Regions from separate parts of the Homo sapiens genome. Here region 1 is linked to region 2. The links are chromatin contacts, found by Hi-C or POLR2A ChIA-PET in ENCODE. All regions are on one chromosome and are shown on one strand. Each heading gives the region's core, a stretch centred on a gene start or an enhancer-like site at or near the end of the contact. The rest is flanking DNA. Distances are from core to core; before and after follow the strand shown.

Region 1 (5,058 bases), core at 1,548-4,047, 38 kb before region 2:
ATGCACCATTTACCCTTTTGTGTTTTCAGCAACTGCCGACCCTTTACGCGCACGCTCTATTTCTGCTGTTAAAATCATTCCTGTGAAGACAGTGAAAAACGCCTCAGGCCTAGTTCTCCCTACAGGTATCTCCTTGGGTCGGTCGATTTTCTCTAACTGTGAGCGGATCATGGCATGGTTTTCCTTTCTTCTTTTCTTCTAACACGCACTTTGAGCTGAATCGTTGCATGTTTAGGAGGCATTCCGTCTCACTTCCTCAGCTTGCTTCCTTACTTCCTCTGTGTATGTGAATGTCTGTGTGCGTTTTCCTGAGAGCCAGCGAATGTGGGGAGGAACTGAGGACAGAGGCCTTGCCCCTCTTTTCTTTAGGAGAAGGGTCAGTCCAGAGGCTCAGCTTTCCCTTTGGGATGGGTCTGCGGTGCATGGACATCCTAGGCTCTCCCTAGAGGTTTCCAGCCCCCAGTACTTTAGCAAAAACTGCAGTCTCCCTGAGAATTAACCTGGTCTCACAGAGAACCTCTGAACTTAGCTGAATTTGAAGCAGCTGCCCTTAGGTGCCCAACCTAGATTCGCCTCTGATGCTCACCGGGCCATCCCAGAGCATCCCCTTTGCCTTCCCCAGTTTTACCTGCAGCCACTTCCTGCCTCTCCCCTCCAGAGGGTGGGGGAGTACAGTTCAGATGTCAGCTCTGGCTCATCGCTTCCTTCTGTACAAAGTGGGGACACATGAGGCCTACACAGTACTTTATCCAATGGCGCTTTCAGAAGTAACTGGGCTGTGTGTCCAGGAACCTATGGATGGGCTGCATCCATCAGTGTGCCTCTCATCCTTTTGAAGTGACTATGAACCAGTTTTCCCAATAGTTTGGTGACATCAGTCGCTTAGCCTCTTGATAGAGTTGGATAAGTCAGATGCTCTCCAAGGCTGATGCTTGCCCTGACACATTGTGCGTTTCGTGCATTGCGTTCAATACAAGAGGTGCTGACGAGGCAGGTCCATTCTCTTGTCTAACGCTAATGATCATTCTCCCTGAGTTGTTGGCAGGGGGCTGCTGGCGTGGAAGGAAAGGAAAGAAGAGGCTTTGCTTCTCTCTGCCCTCGGAGGGGAATGGGGATGAGCTGGATGTTTGAACTCACATCCTGCCCAGACACACACCCTGAATGTCAACCTGTAATCCTAACTGTGACAATTTTAGGTCAGGGATCTAGGCTGTGAGCAATTTGAAAACAAAACAAAACTGTGGCGTTCTGCATAGCTCAGCTGCACATAAAGAAACACTCTGCGTGTGCCTCCCAGAACTGTGTGGTCTGCCCTGGTTCCCTGCCTCCGTGACTGATTTCCTGCAGGATGGCATTCAGATCTTTTGAAGCGTATTTTGAAATCTTTCTCAAGGAAACTCTAAAAGTTGACCTGGGTCTGTTATTAGGCCCTAGTGAAACTGTAGGAGACGCCAGGACCCTGTGAAGACAGCTGAGGCTCGGTGGACACTGCTCATTGAAGGATTTAGCCTTCTGAGTCGTTTTTGTTGCTGTGAGTTTTCTTTGTTATGTTTGGAAAGTGAGACTGTCACTCGTGAGCTTTCTCGCCAGGCAGCATATCCTTCTGTCTCAGCATTTTGGGAGTCTTGACTTGCTGATCCAAGGAGATTTGCTTTTCCTTTTCCCACTGGAAAACTGCAAAGGGGTAGTTGTTCTCCATGGGACCACCCGCCCCCACCCCCCCCACCGCCCCCACTTCCGTAGTTGCCAGCCTGGTCTTCAATGAGAAGTATGGTCTGGAAGCTTGAAACATCTTTCATAAACTCTTTCTTGAACTGTGCCTTACTAACTGGTCAGAAGTCTGCTCATCAACCTAAACTTCATTTAATAAAAGGAATAAACCTGCTTTCATTTTGAAATGTTTTCAGCTGATAGTATAACTCATCCATTTACTCAGAACTCACCATTGCCGCCATGTTCCCCTAACTTCATGATGCACAGTAAACCTCTGAAAACTTGCCCCTCTCCACCACCCACAGATTAATTTCATTGACCACAGGTGTTCAAAGACTTCGCATGGCTGTAACCAGGTTCATCTCATTCCCCGGCTGTAACAATTTGCTAACCAACTGTCCTTTAATCCTTCAGGAGTCTTGGATTCAGTCTTCAATTTTGGACCTTTTCTTTTCAGACATGGATCTTACAAAAATCTGCACTGGGAAGGGAGCGGTGACTCTCCGGGCCTCGTCTTCCTACAGGGAAACCCCAAGCAGTAGCCCTGCGAGCCCTCAGGAAACCCGGCAACACGAAAGCAAACCAGGTGCGCGGAAGCTAGGGAAAGCTGTTCAAAGCCACGTGGGAAGGGCGGGAGGAGGCTCTGGTGTTTTTGCTCAGGAGGGTGTGAGTTCATCAGATACCTCTTGGGGGGGGGGGGTGTGTGTGTGTGTGTGTGTGTCTCTTACGGTCCCCTGGGACAGTCAAATCATTTGGATGGGTAGTGGTCAAAGCCTCAAACTGACAGTCACATGCTGCAGATGAAGGCACAGCAATAACCACACTTTATGTTAGCTTTGACTGAGCAGGTCATCCTGTGACCACAGCCAGTGCTCTGCAGACTGCTCTCATGCAGACTGAAATAGCTTAGGGCATGGGGGGTAAGTAAGCGGTGCGATGGGCTAGAGGTTGGGCTTCTCAGAGCTCATCCCTGCTTCCTAGAGGTTCACTGTGACCTGTCCAGGCTGGGCTGGAGGTGCAGCCAGGGGAGACTGAGAAGTGTGGATGACTCAATGATCTTGCTCCTGGAAAAGCAGAGGTGGGGAGGGCTCAGGCCTGGGATTGGCCACTAGCCAGCTGCGGGAGCAGGATCAGGAAAGTAGCTCAAAGGCCCAGTGTAAACTAGGAGCAAAGGGAGATCAAAGAAGCCACATGAAGCCCATCTCCCCACCTTAACCCATCACTTGGGAAACCTGAGGTATTGAGGTTTAGAACTGGGACTTCAGAACCGGGTAGATCTCTGTGCACACCCTGTCCCCACCACCTGTCAGCTGTGCAACTTTGGTCGAGTTATTCACTGTCTCTCAACCCTGATGAACTGTAGAATGGGGTTGATAATTGCATCTGCCTCAGGATTATTGTGAGGAAGAAGTGTATGAAGTGCTGTGTATCATGCCTGGTGGCATGGAATAGACTGTTAGATGTTAGCTGCTATTTGATTATGATTAGATTATTTTGGCCTCTCCAGGGACGACTTTGCACAGCCCAAGTATTCTGGTAGTTGGCAAATGCTGACTTTGAGATCAGGCACAGTTAGTTTAGGGTGAGACAGCACCTCTCCACTCTGTAGGGCAGTGACTTTCACACTTTAGCTGCATCAGAATCACTTGGAGTAAAAAGGTAGGTTGCTGGGCCCCAGCCTGGAGTTTTAGAATGTAGGGTTCCCACTTGCAGGTCTGAGGTAGGGTCTGAAGGTTCACATTTCTGACAGGTTCATGCTGATGCTGCTAGTGCAAGGACTGCATCTGAGAGCTGCTGCTGTAGGGGATGGGAGCTTGCTTTCTTGAAGGAAAGGGAGGGAGAAATGGAATGGAGGGGAGGACCATTCCCTTGGGACCAGAGAGGCTAGGCAGTAGGGTATGCAGACCCCTCTGGTGCAGCGGGAGTGGTGTGTTGTGATAAGACAGATATGATATGTAGGATGGAAATGGCCAGACCTAGCATCCTGGAAACTGATTTTCTTCCTTCCCAGCTACCCATAACAGGTGCCAGGGCACATGCTGGTGGATGAGGCCAGGCTAGGGTTTGAGCACAAACCCCTTTCTGGTGATGTTGGTCCCCGTGAGGGCTTCTTTGTCCTTAGGCTGAGGGCAGGCCCGAGCAGCCCACAGCCCTAAAAGTCAACAGAGTAGCTTCTTGGTCCTGCATCCCTGAGCCCAGCCCTGACTCCTGACCCGCTGGAAAGGTGGGGGTGAGGAGAGAAGGCAAAGTTATTTTATTCTAAGGCTAACCTCATCCAGCCTCTCCAAGCCTAACTGGGACGACCCACTTCCAAGCTAGAGAGCATTTGGAGAAGAGAGAATCCTAAGGGATGATGCAAAGAGAAAGGCTTTAATGTGCAGTCCCCTGGCCCAGTCAAATAACCTTACAAACCAACTGTCCCGTCCTCTGGCAGCAAATGGAGGTGGTGGAGAGGGAGCTTGGAGCTCCCTCTAGTGGTTACAGTGTGGCATTGACGTAGAACACAATGCCCACCAGGTGTACGCCTGTGCTACCAGTACCGTGTGTGGATTTGTTTTTTTTTCTGTTTCGTTTTCTTTTTTTGAGACAGGGTTTACTCTGTTGCCCAGCTTGGAGTACAGTGATGTAATCATGGTTTGCTGCAGCCTCGGCCTCCCGGGCTCAATCTGTCCTCCCACCTCAGCCTCCCAAGTAGCTGAGGTGCACGTCACCACACTTGGCTAATTTTTGTATTTTTTGTAGAGACAAAGTTTCTCCATGTTGCCCAGGTTGATGTTGAACTTGTAGGCTCAAGTGATCCACCTGCCTCGGCCTGGCAAAGTGCTGGGATTACAGGTGTAAGCCACCATGCCCGGCCCCGTGTGTGGATTTGAGGCACTTTTGGAAACACTCTCTTGTCCCAGAATACTTTTGTGTCTTACAAATTTCTACCAGCTAATTTGGTGAAAAGAAATTTCACCACATCTTTTTCACCAAACCATCAGCAGATTGTTTTAAAATGCAAATACTGTACTCGGAAGAATTAAGGGATAGTTATCAGTCATTCACACCTTACAGTAAGTTCATCTTTGTAAATTGAGATCATCGAATCCAAATAAGCATACATTCATTCAGCATTATCTATGTGCCAGGTGCTGCATGAGTCACTTGGAATTGTGATGAGAAAGGAGGAAAAGAGAGCAATTCTAGGTGCATTAGGTGAGGGCAAAAGGCAGTATGTTGCAACAGGAGTCAGGTGTGGACTTGTAGTCAGCCATCTTCCTTTCGGGCTGTGGGTAAGTCCTAGTGACTTTGAGCCCATATCAAGTATGAGGAACTTGGGCCAGATGCTTTCCAAGCCTTTCT
Region 2 (4,890 bases), core at 2,265-4,764:
GAGTTATGTTTTAATGTATGCATTCTAAATCTGGCCCTATGCAAGGTGACTCGGATACATTGCTGTTGAATAATCTAGAATGGTTGGGGGCACAGCATGATAAGCAAATATCCTTTGTCTCTTATATTTCTAGGAGACTTTCCTTCAGTTTGGCACAGTCTATATATGGAGAGATTCTATCTAAAAGTGAAATTTTAAAAATTTAAAAATGGATACCTTTCAAGTGTATCCTCATCCACTGTTTTCAAAATCTGTATCCTTTCAGCCAAATATTACCCTGTAGATTGAGGTTTGGGACTCTTGGTTTTTCTCTTTCTAAAAAGTTTTGCCTTTTTAAAAAAGATAAATGTGGCTGAGTTTTGAATTCAGATATTGTTACTTTCCATTTTGATTTTGAAATCATAGGAGGTCTGAAATGTGTCAAGATAGTCATTTAATTTTGCTCTTTGCCTTTGTTTTTCTACAGAACACTGAGAGATCAAAAGACTGGTACAAGACTATGTTTAAACAGATCCACAAACTGAACAGAGGTACTGATTTTCATTTGTAGAAGCTGTGCTGTGCTATGTGCCAATACACGTTTTGTGGGCCTGAACTCACTTTGCTAGGATGCCAGAAGACTGGGTCCTGCAGTTGGACCTCATTAGGTACTGGTCTGCCTGAGCCCAGCCATGCACCTTCAGAGCACAGGAGGGAGGAAGCACTTGTGTGCCTGCCTCAGAGGTGGAATTTGAGATCTGCTCTCAAATCCTTCCTCCCAGATGTGGAATGCAGCAGGCTGAGCCCAGCACTCTGCCTGTGCTCCAGCATCTGTCTGCCTGGGATGTGAGCAGCTCCATCACCCACCTGCTTCCAGCTTTAGGTACATCTCCCTGTGTCAGCCCATGACTGCCTTGTGGGCAGAGTGAGTTGAGAATGCACTGAACTGGGAATTAAGAACACTGTTCTCTGGCCGGGCGCGGTGGCTCAAGCCTGTAATCCCAGGACTTTGGGAGGCTGAGGCGGGTGGATCACCTGAAGTTAGGAGTTCGAGACCAGCCTGACCAATGTGGAGAAACCCCATCTCTACTAAAAATACAAAATTAGCTGGGCGTGGTGCCACATGCCTGTAATCCCAGCTACTTGGAGGCTGAGGCAGGAGAATCACTTGAACCCGGGAGGCGGAGGTTGCGGTGAGCCAAGATTGCGCCATTGCACTCCAGCTTGGGCAACAAGAGTGAAACTCTGTCTCAAAAAAAAAAAAAAATGTTCTCACCTGGATTGAGTCCCCCAAGCACTCGGGTAACCTTGGACCAATCATGTACCTTTCTGTGTTTGTTCTGCTTCCTTTCCTCCGGAGAATGTCACAGGTCTAAAGGAGAACACATTTGGCCTTGTGAAGTAGAATGCATAGTACGCCTCTCAGGCTGTGTTAATACGAACAATAATCTGCCCCAGCTGAGAGCCAGCCCTTGGCAGGTAGCCCTGAGAGTCAGTCAGGAGCTGACACACCAAAGCCCGCTCAAGCTGAAAGAGCAGCACTTCCAAATCAGATGCCGGCTGGGCTATCAGCAGGTGACCCAGCATGGAGAACCGCAGGCCAGTGCTTGGGCAGGACATGACCCCACCGGCTCCCATCGCTGCCTGTGCCGCCAGTCAGCTGATAGGCGGGATGCAGCTGCACTGTGGGAAGGGTACCACTTCTCCCACAGGCAGAGCATCCTGCCCTTCCCCTTACCCACATCCAGTCTGGCTGCCTGTCATGGATGACACATGAAGGCAAAGAGAAAGTGTTCTGGTCAGTGTTCCCACCTAAGTGCAATCTCTCTGATGAGCTGCGGATGCCAGCTAACATCACTGTTAATTAACTCCTGCTGGGTTCAAAGTGAACCTGGGTGTGCCCCTGTTCAAACTGTTTCTAAATATCGAAGTGCTCTAAATATTGAGGCGTTTAGCATTTCCAATGAAGAGTAAATCCGCTGTGGTTGGGTGGATGAGCGTGGTCACAGTGGTGAAACTAAATGCTTGGATTTCTGTGATCAGATGGGGTCATCTCCACTCATCACTTCCTGAAGTCACTGCCCATTTCGTCTTGCAATCTGTGACTCTCACCTTTAGACCCAGCTTTGGAAGCCTAACTGCAGAGACATTAATGCATGTAAATGTGCAAAATATGTAATTTTGCCCCACAGGCAGCTTTGGTGTTCTCATGTTATAGTTCTTAATCTAAATTGTAGGTGCTAAACAAAACTACCTGCCTTAATGGTAGGCAGAGGTATTTGAAAAATTAATGATCTACTTGTTTGCTGAATGTCCACAATACAAGCTTTGATTTAAAAAAATCATGTTAGGATAGCATGTTTATTACATACTATTTATTATCATACTTAATATTTCTTGCCTATCAAAAGTAAAAACCTGATGCTTTATGTTAAATGTTTCTTGCCCATTGGAGCCTGTTCATGGCAATTCTTTGTCCAAGAAGAGTAATGGTATTGTCTCTTTCTATGTGTCTCGGTAATTCAGGCAAAAGGACTGGATTTTTAAAAGCAGTTTGAATTTCTTTCATATCACTAGTGAAGCTTAGTATGTTCCAGAATTCAAGGAGCCTAAATTGTATGTGGATTCCTACTCGTTTATTCTCTCCATTTGTATCTTCCTCTATTCTCTCTCCCAAACCTGCTCCTCTGCCTAGACACTCCTGAAGAAAACCCTTATTTCCCTACGTACAAATTCCCTGAACTTCCTGAAATCCAGCAAACTTCCGAAGGTACCATAAACTTAGACAGCATATCTGTTGTCCGAGCTTTAAATTAATTCTTATAGTTCCATTGTAGGCATAAGATTTGGGCTTTTAGATTTTATTTTCATAGTCATTTTTGGCTGGTGAAAATTTTATTTCACTCATTTGCATGATGTGCTATGTTAAAATAACTAAATCCTTTCTAATTCATTAATCTATTTTTAAGTGTGATGCCTGTGTGCTTTAATAACACTAAAATAGGTAATCAGTCATTCGAAAGAGTCAATTGGGATTTGTCACTTCCTCTACTTCCTGGTGGATAGTTTCAAAATCCACTGCTTTTCTCTGCTACAGAGGACAATCCTTACACTCCCACCTACCAGTTTCCTGCATCTACTCCTAGTCCTAAATCTGAAGGTAATTAAAGGAAAATTGTGTGCCTCTCCGTACTGGTGCTGCTACTTTCTTTTTTACCTTGGGGTTTTTCCTGGTGGCTAAGGGCTGTTTCCCAGTCATTTGCTTCCCTCTAACCTTGTGTTTTGTGGTGGTGTCTCACTCCTTGCTGACTGTATCACCGGAGTCTATCCAGATGGTATTTTAGTCCTATTCCCCTAGGGTTTACATGATTAACGGGGTAGCCAGTGTTAGCTTAGTTACAATGTTTTGAACATGTGGGGCTCTGGTCAAAGCTGCCTTTACCCAACTACCCAAGGCTTTGTACCTGAGGTGGTCACCTGATGCTGGTGGTTGAGCAGTGACTCAGGGAAGCTGAGTCATTATAGCGGGTGGGCAGGAGGTAGATCTGTAACCGTCAACAGGAAAATTACCCAGTTCTCATGCCTGCAACTAACTCTTTTCATGGGCCCTCAGGGTATCTCTCTTTGGTAGGGAATTCCTAAAGAGGTATCCAGGTATAAGATTCAGTCATAGTGGGAGATGACATTTCTTGAAAATAAGGGTTTTAGCTAAGCTGGAAAACATTTAATGAAAGAGCTGGATAGGAATTTGTACCTGCTGGGGAAGACAGTCACATTTGTGTCTAAGAAATATTATTTCTGGGGAAAAAGTCTAAATGTCAAGGAAGTTTCTAAAATGTGAGTTAGGGGCAACATCTTGAGAATTATCCTAATAGCAGGGATTATCTGATCTTTGGATGAGTAATCCAGATGAGGGTGAATAGATACGGTATGGAGGAGGAAGTTTTGTTAAATACTGTTCTAGGATGAGATGTTGAGTGCTCTGAACTTCATTCATTCAAGTAGTATTGAACACTTGCTGTGTGCCAGGCACTGTCGTTGGAAGTAATGCCATGAATAGGACATGTACCCCATCCTCAGAAGTTCCCATCTGGCAGAGAGTTCAGCAAGGTCACTTCAGCTGACTGAGTCCAGTGTGGGGGCAGTTGTGAGAGCGTGTGTCCAGAACGCCACAGAAAACCTTGCCGGCACACAGTGGGCCCTCAGCAATACCTGGAAAACAGCGATGATGAAGGCTTTGGACTGTGGAGCCAGAGTTCTTTCTTAGGGATGAATGCCAGTGCCACCATCTTGATGCTTCTCTACTCTAATCTGCTCAGCAGACCATCCCTCTCAGCCCTTCTCATCATTGGTAAAGTTGTTCATTCAATCATTCACCAAACTCTTACTGATCAGTCATATATGAGATGACACACTGGGATGTGTTGGATACAGTTAAAATACCATAGGCCATTTTTGGTCTCTCATATGCCCCAGTAATTGGTTTCCAACCATTTCATACCTGGGGCCTATTTTGAATGAAAAGAAAGGTCTACCAAACAAACCCAGACTTACAGAACTAAAAGCTGATAATTTAATTCTGATCAGTGTCTTCCTCAAGGCCAAGAAGAGTCTATTTGGTGTAGAGAGCGCAGTCTTTCTGTCTCATGATACTGATTACCACACAAAAGCATTGGTGAAGAAACAACTGACTGAGTTGAGTTAGGGAGTTTTTTCAGAGTAATTTTGACTAGTTGCAATTTTCGATTTGTGCTTTATTTAGACTTGCAAACCCAGCCAAACTCGTAAGATAAGAGTTTCCTTCAAGGCAACAAGCACAGAGCATGCAGAAGGCACAGTATCCCACGGACACAGGCAAAGGAAGGCCCACTTGAAGAAATCCTGTGGAGAGGAACAGTGGCTCCCATCAGA

Evidence for each region. A loop is a pair of places that touch in the nucleus more often than their neighbours do. ChIA-PET counts read pairs that join two places held with the same protein, here RNA polymerase II (POLR2A). Pooled maps may share reads with other maps.
Region 1: a loop to region 2 is called in a map of K562, with 2.0 times the contacts of the local background. The contact joins two enhancer-like sites. A Hi-C loop is called at or near these places in 8 of 168 maps with a recorded cell type or tissue (K562, aorta, ascending aorta and 4 more), 7 of 37 single-sample maps with no recorded cell type and 5 of 50 pooled maps. POLR2A ChIA-PET finds 5 or more read pairs at or near these places in 12 of 52 experiments (CD4-positive, alpha-beta T cell, GM12878, H1 and 9 more).

What each region holds. Positions count from the first base shown.
Region 1 is chr10:95,429,689-95,434,746 of GRCh38, reverse strand. SORBS1 (sorbin and SH3 domain containing 1) reads left to right here. Exons shown (of 33, transcript NM_001034954.3): 5 at 30-125; 6 at 2,171-2,299. Among named protein-coding and RNA genes, the nearest start is that of SORBS1, 130 kb to the left of the region's middle. RefSeq lists enhancers at 3,776-4,276, 4,388-4,477. Within about 2 kb of position 2,797, at least 8 of the 41 ENCODE cell types and tissues checked have a DNase peak (open chromatin) inside an H3K27ac peak, as active enhancers do; they include ascending aorta, where a contact is called at or near this core.
Region 2 is chr10:95,392,860-95,397,749 of GRCh38, reverse strand. SORBS1 (sorbin and SH3 domain containing 1) reads left to right here. Exons shown (of 33, transcript NM_001034954.3): 13 at 467-530; 14 at 2,675-2,749; 15 at 3,077-3,139. Among named protein-coding and RNA genes, the nearest start is that of PDLIM1, 100 kb to the right of the region's middle. Within about 2 kb of position 3,514, at least 7 of the 41 ENCODE cell types and tissues checked have a DNase peak (open chromatin) inside an H3K27ac peak, as active enhancers do; they include ascending aorta, where a contact is called at or near this core.